Regions from separate parts of the Homo sapiens genome. Here region 1 is linked to region 2. The links are chromatin contacts, found by Hi-C or POLR2A ChIA-PET in ENCODE. All regions are on one chromosome and are shown on one strand. The core of a region is the stretch at or near the end of the contact, and the rest is flanking DNA. Distances in the headings are between cores, read along the strand shown.

Region 1 (5,269 bases), core at 1,727-4,226, 100 kb after region 2:
AAAACAAAGCCCAGGGGAGTTCAATGTTGTAAACACAGTTGGTTCTCATGTAGCAGAGCTTTCCTGGCCCACAGACCTGCAAGGGTCTCTCCTGCCTTGTCTGTTCAGGTGGCCTGAGCCTGGTGCATGGAGAGAGGGTCAGCTCATCTCAGGCTGTATGTCTTGGGATGACCATTTCACCTCTAGCAGAGCCCAAAGCTGTGGTACATGTGATGGAGCCTGAGCTGGAGAGAATGCAGAGAAGGAAAGATGATGAAAGCAGTGCAAACATGTGCCTCTCCCTCCAGGTGGGGTGGGGTGAGAGGAATACATAACTGCCCATAGTGTGCTATGCTAGGCTGTGGCCAGAGGAAAGGCCAGCAGGTCCTAGACTGCAAGCAGCACAGGGTCCACCTGCTTGAGCAAAGCGTGACCAGTGAGTAGGAACTTGGGCCATGCAGGATCACCCAGAGCCGTGGGAGCAAGGGGCATCTGCCTGCCACCCAGCTTGGGCTGGTGCCCTCTGCACAGCTCTGCTGTCAGCCTGGGCAGGTCTCCTGCCACCTCTCATAGTAGCAGCATACTGCTGCTCTGCGTGAGAAGGCAGTTCCTCCACTAGACCCCAAGCCCATTCTTAGAGAGATGTGCTGGCCCAGGCCTCTCATTTGCTTCTTCAGGGACAGGCTGGCCTCTGGCCCACATGTCAGGGGCCTTTGCAGCAGGGCTTCTGGAAACCATGTCCATTCATTGGGAAGATCCAGCCCACATGCCCTTGTGCCTATTAATCCTGCAAAAAAGGATACTGCCCACACAAACTCCCCTGAGGGTGGCCTTGGCAGCTGGTGGTGGTGCCTGTCTCTGCCCACACAGACTGCCTCGCCACTGCCAGGTCCCACGTAGAGCTCCAGTCTCTAACTTCCCAGAAACAAACCTAACTAACAGCTAACCTGGTGTCTTGCCTGACTGACTGCAGTTTGTTTTTTTTTTTTTCTTTACAACAAATATTAATTGCTTTGCCTTATTTCCCATAGTGTAGAAACCTTGAGTCTTTTCAAGCCTCCTGAGTACAAATTCTTTACTTGGAAACTTTTTGTACTATTGAGTGAGATCAAAGGCTTTTAGACTTGGTCCCAGTGGGGTGGTGCTTGAAGTGACATAGGAAGGGATTCACAGCTTCTCTGGAAATAGTACACCTGAGCTACAGAAATTGTTCTTGTTACATTGAAAACTGGACAGGTGGGTTTCCTTGTGGGCATGGGGCTGTGGGAAGCTGCAGAGGAGCATCTGTTGGAACCCTTATGCTCCTGGGACTCAGGTGTGTGGATAGCCAACACAGAAGTTAACTGACACCACCAGGCTTATTACTGGTTGAAGAGAAATGAGACTTGTCAATGGGCTAGGGCCGGGCGGCTCTCAGGGAGACTGCTAGGCTTGTGCTCTCCCTCCCTGGCCTCTCTAGTGTGAGGTCTTTTTGCCTCTCTTGGCTGGTGATCAGCTAGGGGTGTCTCCCTTTTGCAGGGTGCAGCCAGGAAAATATCCTCATGTGAGAGAATCTAAGTCAAAACAAGAACAGAGGTAGGTTAGTAAAGAATGCTGCTGCCAAAACCCAGGCTTGGGTTTGGAGGGCGGGACTCCCTCCTCAGACCTGGAGGCCCCCAAGGCTCTTACTCTGGAAGGATAATCCTAACCCCTGGAGTACCAGACAGACATGCCTCTCCCCCTTGGGCAGGCAACCCTCCCTCCTGATCCCTGAGGCAGAGCTGCCCCTGCCTGCAGTTCCAAGTGAGAATCAGCTGACAGCAGGATGGCTCACCTGCCACTCAGATCAAAACCTGTGGCTTCTGACATCCAAGATGTCTGTGGACTTTGAAAATGGGCAGGGCTGGTCTAACCACTGCCTCAGCCAAGCCAGCCTGGCCTACCTATCTTCAGAGGGGCTGAGCTTCAGGCAGCAGTCTCTATTGGAGGGCATTCCTCTGCTAGCTTCCTTCCTTTTCTCTCTTCACATGTCTTCTTCCTTTCTGTCCCTCTCTTCCAACTCATACGCTTCTTCAGATCCCTCAGACCAGCCTTCAGCTTGGATCATTGCCCAAGAAAATGCTGAAACTATGGCATGTCAGGCTGGGTGCAGTGGCTCACATCTGTAATCCCAGCACTTTGGGAGGCCAAGCTGGGCAGATCATTTGAGGCCAGGAGTTTGAGATCAGCCTGGCCAACATGGCAAAACCCTGTCTCTACTAAAAATACAAAAAAAAAAAAAATTAGGCAGGTGTGGTGGCTCACGCCTGTAATCCCAGCTACTCAGGAGGCTGAGGCACAAGGATTATCTGAACCTGGGAAGCAGAGGTCGCAGTGAGCTGAGATCGCACCACTGCACACCAGCCTGGGCAACAGAGCAAGACTCTGTCTCTAAATAAATTAATTAATTAAATAAATAACTAAATAAATAAATAAAAATAAAAATAAAACTATGACACATCAGAGCCAACAGCCTTCTTAGGAATCTGCTGGGCCAGCCCCTAGTCTGACAGATGAGGATACCGAGGCCTCCTAAGGGCCTGGTGTCTTGCCCAAAGCTGCAGGGAAGAAACAGAGTCCCCTAAGACTCAGCGCAGTGCCCCCTGCTCCAACCAGGGCCCCACTTCCCTCCCATCAGCCTGACAAGGAGCGCGTCCTCGGCCTCCCACAGTTTCTTTGGTTCATATTTTCCAAGCAGTGTACATGTTTAGTCTGAGTCTGATAGCACCTACATTATTAGAAGGAACTTTGCCCTGTTATAATACTCAAGGCATTTATTTACCAGGACAAGAGGTTTAGATAGCTAAGGTTTTGTGTCTGGCCACAAGAAAGTCAATTTAAGCTTACGTTATATAAGCTTAACTGTTAACCATCACCCTGCTCCACCATGGTTCACGCCCTGAGGCCAAGTGGCTTCTATATTGTAATGAGTCAGTTTCCATAATTTCTGACATCCCTGGGTTTCTGAATTAGAAAACAGAAGCACCAACCTGAAAGTTAAGGTTTCTGAGTCATAAGAATTGAAAGCCAAATACAATCTAGCAATCGCCTTATTTCACAGATGAGGAAATTGAGGCCAAGCATTGCTCAGGCCTCTGTCCCCTGCTCCTGCCTCTCCACCCAAATCTCTAAGGCTTCTTAGGATAGAAGAAACTCAGGAGCTCTCCGGTGAAGAAAGTGGGGTCCAGAGAGGAGCGACTCACCCCAGGTCCTGCCACCAGTGAGTGTGAGGGCCCAGATGGACCCCACCCAGTGCACTCTCCTCAGCGTGCCCTCTAGGGCTTGGTCTGGAGGATGCCATTCCATAAACATACTACTTATTTGGAAAAATCTAGGACATGGAAGAAAAGGGTTCCCATGAGCCAGCTTTTGGGAAGTTATTTTTGAGGAGGTGAGGAATTTCTTAAGTGTCATTGTTTATTTTCTGAGCATGTTGGCTCTCAAGATTTATCCCCAAAGAAGAAAATTAAAGTATGACCCCAGGCCTCAAGGGATTTGTTCTTTAGCAGCAACAAAACAATTACAAGAAAAATCTGAAGGTTTAAGGCCCCTGACCCCTTAATGTCTTTGTTGTAGCTTTTGCAACACATTGGAAAGCTCAGGACATCTAGTCTGTTTCTGCTAAGTGGACAAAAGCTGGTCAGGTGTAAAGAAAGGGCTGGTGCACACTCTAACCGCTAGTGTGGGACTATTTTCTCTCTGGAGATGCTGCTGACTTTCTAAGCTTCAGTTTTGGGGACTCAGCATGGCATGCGTCCTCCCAGAGGCCACACATTCTGACTTACAGTCATTGAGAGCATGATAACTGGTGTGTCCTGTTCCAGGAATGTCTCAAGGCAGAAGGCCTGCCAGCAAGCACAGAGTAGCAGTGTACCCTACTGCCTTTTGATGGGCAAGGGCAAGGAAGTGCCAGCCTTAGGCATTGTTAACACATCTGTCAGTCATTTGTGCGTCCATCCCCCCAGTGAGGACCCACATGCCTCCTGTCCCTAGGTTTCATGTCTGGGTGATAAGACTCCCTGATACCTTTTCAATTCAATGTTCTTTTTTTTTTTTTTTTTTTTTTTTTTAGACAGAGTTTCAGTCTTGTTGCCCAGGGTGGAGTGCAATGGCGTGATCTCGGCTCACTGCAACCTCTGCCTCCCAGGTTCAAGTGATTCTCCTGCCTCAGCCTCCCCAGTAGCTGGGACTACAGGCGCATACCACCACACCCAACTAATTTTGTATTTTTAGTAGAGACTGGGTTTCTCCCTGTTGGTCAGGCTGGTCTCAAACTCTTGACCTCAGGTGATCTGCCCGCCTCGGCCTCCCAAAGTGCTGGGATTACAGGCATGAGCCACCGTGCCCTGCTCAATTCAACATTCTTAACTCCCCAGTAAGTCAAAGAAATAATGAGCAACACAGACTCTTCCTAATCTGATCAGTGACTGGCTTGGGCCTTTCTGAAAGTGCTCTTGTGGGCTTCCCACATTGGGTCCGAAGTTAGGACACAGAGCACATTCCTCAGAGCAAGGGGCCAGCTGAGCTCACTGAGGGAGTGAAGAGCTCTGGTGGCATCGTAGATACCTGCTCAGAGTGCTGGACTCTACCTGGGACCCCAAACCACCCTCCCCCACCATCAGCAGCAGGTGTCAACCCCCAGGACTGGAGTTGTCACATCACTGCTGGTGATATGTGTTCTTTGTTCTTTTTCTTTGTGAAGGTCGTGTTATTTTTTACATTTGATAGACACTGGGGTATGCATTCCTTTTACTGCTTATTTTTACTTTAGTCTTACCCTAGATCATGGCATTGGGTGAAGCCAGCTATAGACAGAGCTGGCATTTTTGTAATAGAAATAGGGGTCTTGCAAGTGAGCCCCGGAAGGGTACCTCCCAGAGCCAGGGTAGGTGAGGAGGTGATTAAGGGTCATCACCTCATTTCTCTAGGCTGGGAGCCAACATTCCATTAACATGGCTTCTAGGGAGCTTCTTATCATGTCATATTTGATGGCAACTTAAACCTTTTTAGCCATGTGCATTTTTCAGAGTCTCTGTCCCTGAGGTGCTTGGCACAGGGGCCCAAGCAAGGTGACTGCTCAGGCAACCCCGTGGTACACCTTAGTATGCCTGGAAGCTGTCACCTCCCTGGCTCTGGCTGCTGCGCCCCAGTGCTCAGCTGAACTTGGTTTCTTTGACTCCTGAAGCACAGCCAGCCATTGAACACAGGGAAGAAAGGACGAGACTAAAGGGAGCTGTTGCTTTCAGGGCTGCTTCATGAATTTCCCCTAAAG
Region 2 (5,233 bases), core at 1,053-3,552:
CTAACACAATGCCTTAAAGATAAGGATGGTGCTATTAGTAGCAGTCAGAATGTCTCTCCTTACTAGGTACTGGGTTATGTAGTTTACATGCATTCTTTTCTTTAATTCCCACAACAATTCTGTAAGGCAGGTATTATCACTCTATTTTGTTTTTTTGGAGACAGACTCTCACTGTGTCACCCAGGCCTGTCAGTCATATTTTAAAAGACTAGGAAACTAAGGCTTAGAAGTGAAATAACCAGCTGGGCTCACTGGCTCATGCCTGTAATACTAGTATTCTGGGCAGCCAAGATGGGAGGATCACTTGAGCTCAGGAGTTCGAGACCAGTCTGGGCAACATGGCGAAATTCCGTCTCTACAAAAAAATACAAAAATTAGCTGGGCATGGTAGCATGCACCTGTAGTCCCAGCTACTTGGGAGGAGGCTGAGGTGGGAAGATGGCATGAGCCCAGGAGGCAGAGGTTGCTGTGAGCTGAGATTGTGCCACTACACTCCAGTCTGGTTGACAGAGCCAGAGACCCTGTCTCAGAAAAAAAAAAGTCAAGTACCTTCCTCAAGGTCTGTGGATTATCAGTGGCAGAGCAGGGATTTGAACCCAGGTCTGTGGGCAGCAGAGCTGGTGCTCTTAACCACTAAACCAGAGAGCTTAGTATTGTTTGTGGGATTGAGTGAATGAATGCCTGAATGAACTTGGTAGCTGAAAAATCTAGTAATAGTTGTCTTAAATCCAGACCTACACTAGTATTGTAAATTATGTACTCAGTTTCAGTTTTCCTCCTGTAACTCAGTGTACAAGTGTCCTCTTCATACCAGTAAGTTTTCTGAGAATTTCCTCAAAGGACGTGCTTTCTTATATCCTCGCTGAGGCACTTCTTAGTAATGGAAGACCTGTGTATTTTACTTTCTCTTTGGATTTGCCTTAGAACTACAGTGATGGATGGAGGAAAAGACGGAATTTAAACACATGCTAAATTGTCTAACTGACCAACTTGCTTTTAAGACATCACCAGCTGCTCTTTTAATCATTAATGAAGCATAAGCCTTGTAGTCTGGGAGGCATGTCAAAAATTCTGTTTCGGGTTTTGGTTTAAAATTGAGTGTAATGGAGAGAGACTGATTCTTTCATCTCAGAGAATTGGGCTGTCTTTGAGAGCTGGGGACAAGAACTGGGTCCTGTAATAGGACACTGTGGAGTTTTTTTTGCTGCTCCTCAAAGGAGAAATCACACAGATTTCTGGCACGTCATTAGTCGAAATAGGAAATGAGGCCTGAGAAATGATGTTGCTTGGGGTTTGAAAGCTGAATTTGCTAGTGGCTTCCAGAGAGCGAGAGTCTCCTATGCTAACTGTGGAAATTCTTAAACCAGCAATTCAAAGAATCAGAAGACTCTAGTTGAAAGGGTCTTAGTGGTATTTGGTCCAACCCTCTAATTTTTGCAGGTTGTGGAAACAAGGCCAGAGAGGGTGTCTGTGATGTATGACATTTCTGACAGCAAATGTGCAGGGATTTTTTTGTTGTTTTTGTCTTTTTTCTGATATCAAATGGATGTCCTACAATTGAATTCAGTTTTGACACTAACTACCTGGAGCTGGTGCGGACCCCAGAGGTTAAGGGCTCAGTCCCACAAGACTGCCCCCACTTCACATGCCAGTCACAAGTTCCTGGTTACCATCTGTACTTCCCATGACCGGCTATAAATTGGGGATTCCCGTGATGCCTTCCCCATGTTTGATCATATGCTTGAATGGCTCACAAAATTCAGGACAACACTTTACTTACATTTTCGTGACAAAGGATATAACTCAGCAACAGCCAAATGGAAGAGATTCATCGGGCAAGGTGTGGGGAAGGGGCAGAGAACTTCTGTGCCAGCCTCCCAGCACCTTTATGTGTTCAACTTGGAAGTTCTTTGAACCCCATCGTTTAGGGGTATTAATGGAGGTTTCATTATGTGGGCATGAGTGATTAAATCTGGCCATTGGTGAATAACTCAACCTCTAGTCCCTCTCCCCTTTCCGGAGGTAAGGTGGGATGAGGGTACGGCTAAAAGTTCCAACACTGAAATGTACCTTGGTCTTTCTGGCTAGGGAGCCCCAATCTCATTAGCATACAAAAGACACTTATCTCTCAGGAGATTCCAGGGGTTTTGGGTGAGGTGTGCCAGGAACCTGGACAAAGACCAAATATATATTTCTTACTGTATCACAGTAGGAGACTTGCCAAGGTCCCACAGTGACTCAGTTTTATGACTCTTACATGTCTTCCTATTTAGCTCACAGCCTCTTGCCAGTCATTTAGATATTTGTATATGGGCAGGGAGGGTAAGCATGGGGTAGTAAGTCTGTCATTTTAATGGAGTGGAAATTTTCAACTCAGCCTCATGAAGGTAAATACATTTTATTGTTTGAAAGTTAGTCTCCTGTTTTTGACTGGGCTTGGTTGGGGGTACTATTTAGCTCTAGATTTGATGGTTTAAATGAAATTAGCTCATAAAATCACCAATGGTCTTCTGTTTTATCTACTTTTTCTGGCACTGGTCCAGACCAGAGAAACCAATCCCAGGCTAGGACTGGGAAAGTCTGGGACTGTTCACTGCTCTGCTGCTGATTTGCTGTGAGACTTTGGGTGGGGCACATCCTGTCAGTTACTCATTTGAAGAGCATGGTTTGTTCGTTCGTTTGTTTTGAAGAACAGAGGTTGAACAAGCTTTCCAAGTTCATTTCAGACCTAAAGCTTAAGGCCCAAATCAAAGTGGCTTTTAGTTTTTCTTTTCTTTTTTTTTTTTTTGAGACAGAGTCTTGCTCTGTTGCCCAGGCTGGAGTGCAGTGGCACAATCTCGACTTACTGCAAGCTCCACCTCCTGGGTTCACACCATTCTCCTGCCTCAGCCTGCTGAATAGCTAGGACTACAGGCGCCCACCACCACGCCCGGCTAATTTTTTGTATTTTTAGTAGAGACGGGGTTTCACCGTGTTAGCCAGGATGGTCTTGATCTCCGGACCTCATGATCCGCCCACCTCGGCCTGGGATTACAGTCGTGAGCCACCACGCCTGGCCTAGTTTTTCTTAAGACTTACAGCTTTCCATAAGAGACTGTACATACCTATGAATCATATGTGTGTGTACGTGTGTGTGTGTATAGCCTGTGATATGTAAGTATATACACACATGTAAATACATGCACACAGGTAAATATATACATATACATATTTTATATATATTTTATATAAATATGTTATACTTTATATATATTTTGTGTAAATGTATATATATTTGCCTTCTAATGATTTTCACTGAGGTAGTTTACTTGTAGTAAAATGCATACATTTTGTTATAATTTTGACACATGCTTACATGTTGTCACCTTACCCCATCAAGATACGCACTGTCAACCTCACCCCAGAAAGCTCCCTCAGGTCCCTTCCCAGTTAATCCTCTCCTCCAACACACTGCAGAGGGAACCACTGATCTTTTATCTCTTCTAGAAGTTCATGAGTGGAGTCATACAGTATATGCTCTTTTGTGTTGAATCCCAGTGATATTTTGAAGAAGAATCATATGCATTGTTTTCTCTACCTGCCATTTTGAAAGGCTGTATAAGGGAGTGGTGGCTCATGCCTGTAATCCCAGCACTTTGGGAGGCCAAGGCAGGAGGATTGCTTGAGGCCAAAAATTTGAGGCCAGCCTGGGCAACATAGCAAGACCCTGTTTCTACAAAAAATTTAAAAATTAGCTGGGTGTGGTAGTGCTACTCCCTGTAGTCCTAGCTACTTTGGAGGCTGAGGCAGGAGGATTGCTTGAGCCCAGGAGGTGGAGACTGCAGCGAGCTATGATTGTGCCACTGTACTCTTGAGAGGTGACAGCGTGCTGGCAGCCGTTGCTCGCTCTCAGGCGCCTCCTCAGCCCCGATGCCTTCTCTGGCTGTGCTTGAGGAGCCCTTCAGCCCGCCGCTGCACTGTGAGAACCCCTCCCTGGGCTGGCCGAGGCCGGAGCCGCCTCCCTCAGCTTGCAGGGAGATGTGGAGGGAGAGGCGCGGGCGGGAACCGGGCTGCGCGTGGCGCTTGCGGGCCAGCGCGAGTTCTGGGTGGGCGTGAGCTCAGCGGGCCCAGCACCGCAGGCCCCGGGCAGTGAGGGGCTTAGCATCCAGGCCAGCAGCTGCGGAGGGTGTGCCATTCCCCCAGCAGTGCCGGCCCGCCAGTGCTGTGCTGGAATTCTCGCCGGGTCTCAGCGGTCTCCCTGCGGGGCAGGACTCTGGACCTGCAGCTCACCATGCCTGAGCCTCCCTGCCGTGGGCTCCTATGCGGCCCGAACCTCCCCAAGGAGCGCAAACCCCTGCTCCACTGCGCCCGGTCCCATCGACCGCCCAAGGGCTGAGGAGTGCAGGCGCACTGCCAGGGACTGGCAGGCAGCTCCACCTGTGACCCAGGTGTGGGATCCACTGGGTGAAGCCAGCTGGGTTTCTGAGTCTAGTGAGGACTTAGAGAACCTTTATGTCTAGCTAAGGGATTGTAAATACACCAATCAGCACTCTGTGTCTAGCTCAAGGTTTGTAAATGCACCAATCAGCACTCTGTATCTAGTTAATCTGGTGGGGACTTGGAGAATCTTTGTGTCTAGCTCAGGGATTGTAAACGCACCAATCAGCACCCTGTCAAAATAGGCCAATCAGGTCTCTGTAAAACAGACCAATCAGTTCTCTGTAAAATGGACCAATCAGCAGGATGTGGGTGGGGCCAGAGGCAGTAGTGGTAACCCACTTGGGTCCTTTTTCGTGCGGGGGAGGCTTTGTTCTTTTGCTCTTTGAAACAAATGTTGCTGCTTACTCCATGAGTCCACTGCTTTTATGAGCTGTAACACTGGCTGCAAAGGTCTGCAGTTTTTCTCTTGAGGCTGGCGCAGACCACGAACCCATTGGGAGGAATGAACAATTCCAGGCGGTAGGAGCGAACAACTTCAGACACGCTGCCTTAAGAGCTGTAACACTCACCGCGAAGGTCTGCAGCTTCACTCTTGAAGCCAGCGAGACTACGAACCCACCAGGAGGAAGAAACTCAGAACACAGCTGAACATCAGAAGGAACAAACCCCAGACACGCCGCCTTTAAGAACTGTAAAACTAACTGCGAGGGTCTATGGCTTCATTCTTGAAGTCAGTGAGACCAAGAACCCACCAATTCTGGACACACTCTAGCCTGGGTGGCAGAGCAAGACTCCATCTCTTAAAAAACAACAA

The links. A loop is a pair of places that touch in the nucleus more often than their neighbours do. ChIA-PET counts read pairs that join two places held with the same protein, here RNA polymerase II (POLR2A). Pooled maps may share reads with other maps.
Region 1: a loop to region 2 is called in a pooled map, with 4 times the contacts of the local background. The contact joins two enhancer-like sites. A Hi-C loop is called at or near these places in 9 of 50 pooled maps. POLR2A ChIA-PET finds 5 or more read pairs at or near these places in 11 of 52 experiments (A549, A673, BJ and 6 more).

What each region holds. Positions count from the first base shown.
Region 1 is chr17:17,851,663-17,856,931 of GRCh38, reverse strand. All of the region lies in intron 12 of TOM1L2 (target of myb1 like 2 membrane trafficking protein), which reads left to right. Among named protein-coding and RNA genes, the nearest start is that of SREBF1, 17 kb to the right of the region's middle. Within about 2 kb of position 2,976, at least 2 of the 41 ENCODE cell types and tissues checked have a DNase peak (open chromatin) inside an H3K27ac peak, as active enhancers do.
Region 2 is chr17:17,955,645-17,960,877 of GRCh38, reverse strand. The region is part of intron 1 of TOM1L2 (target of myb1 like 2 membrane trafficking protein); the gene reads left to right. Among named protein-coding and RNA genes, the nearest start is that of TOM1L2, 14 kb to the left of the region's middle. RefSeq lists a silencer at 2,535-2,584. Within about 2 kb of position 2,302, at least 22 of the 41 ENCODE cell types and tissues checked have a DNase peak (open chromatin) inside an H3K27ac peak, as active enhancers do.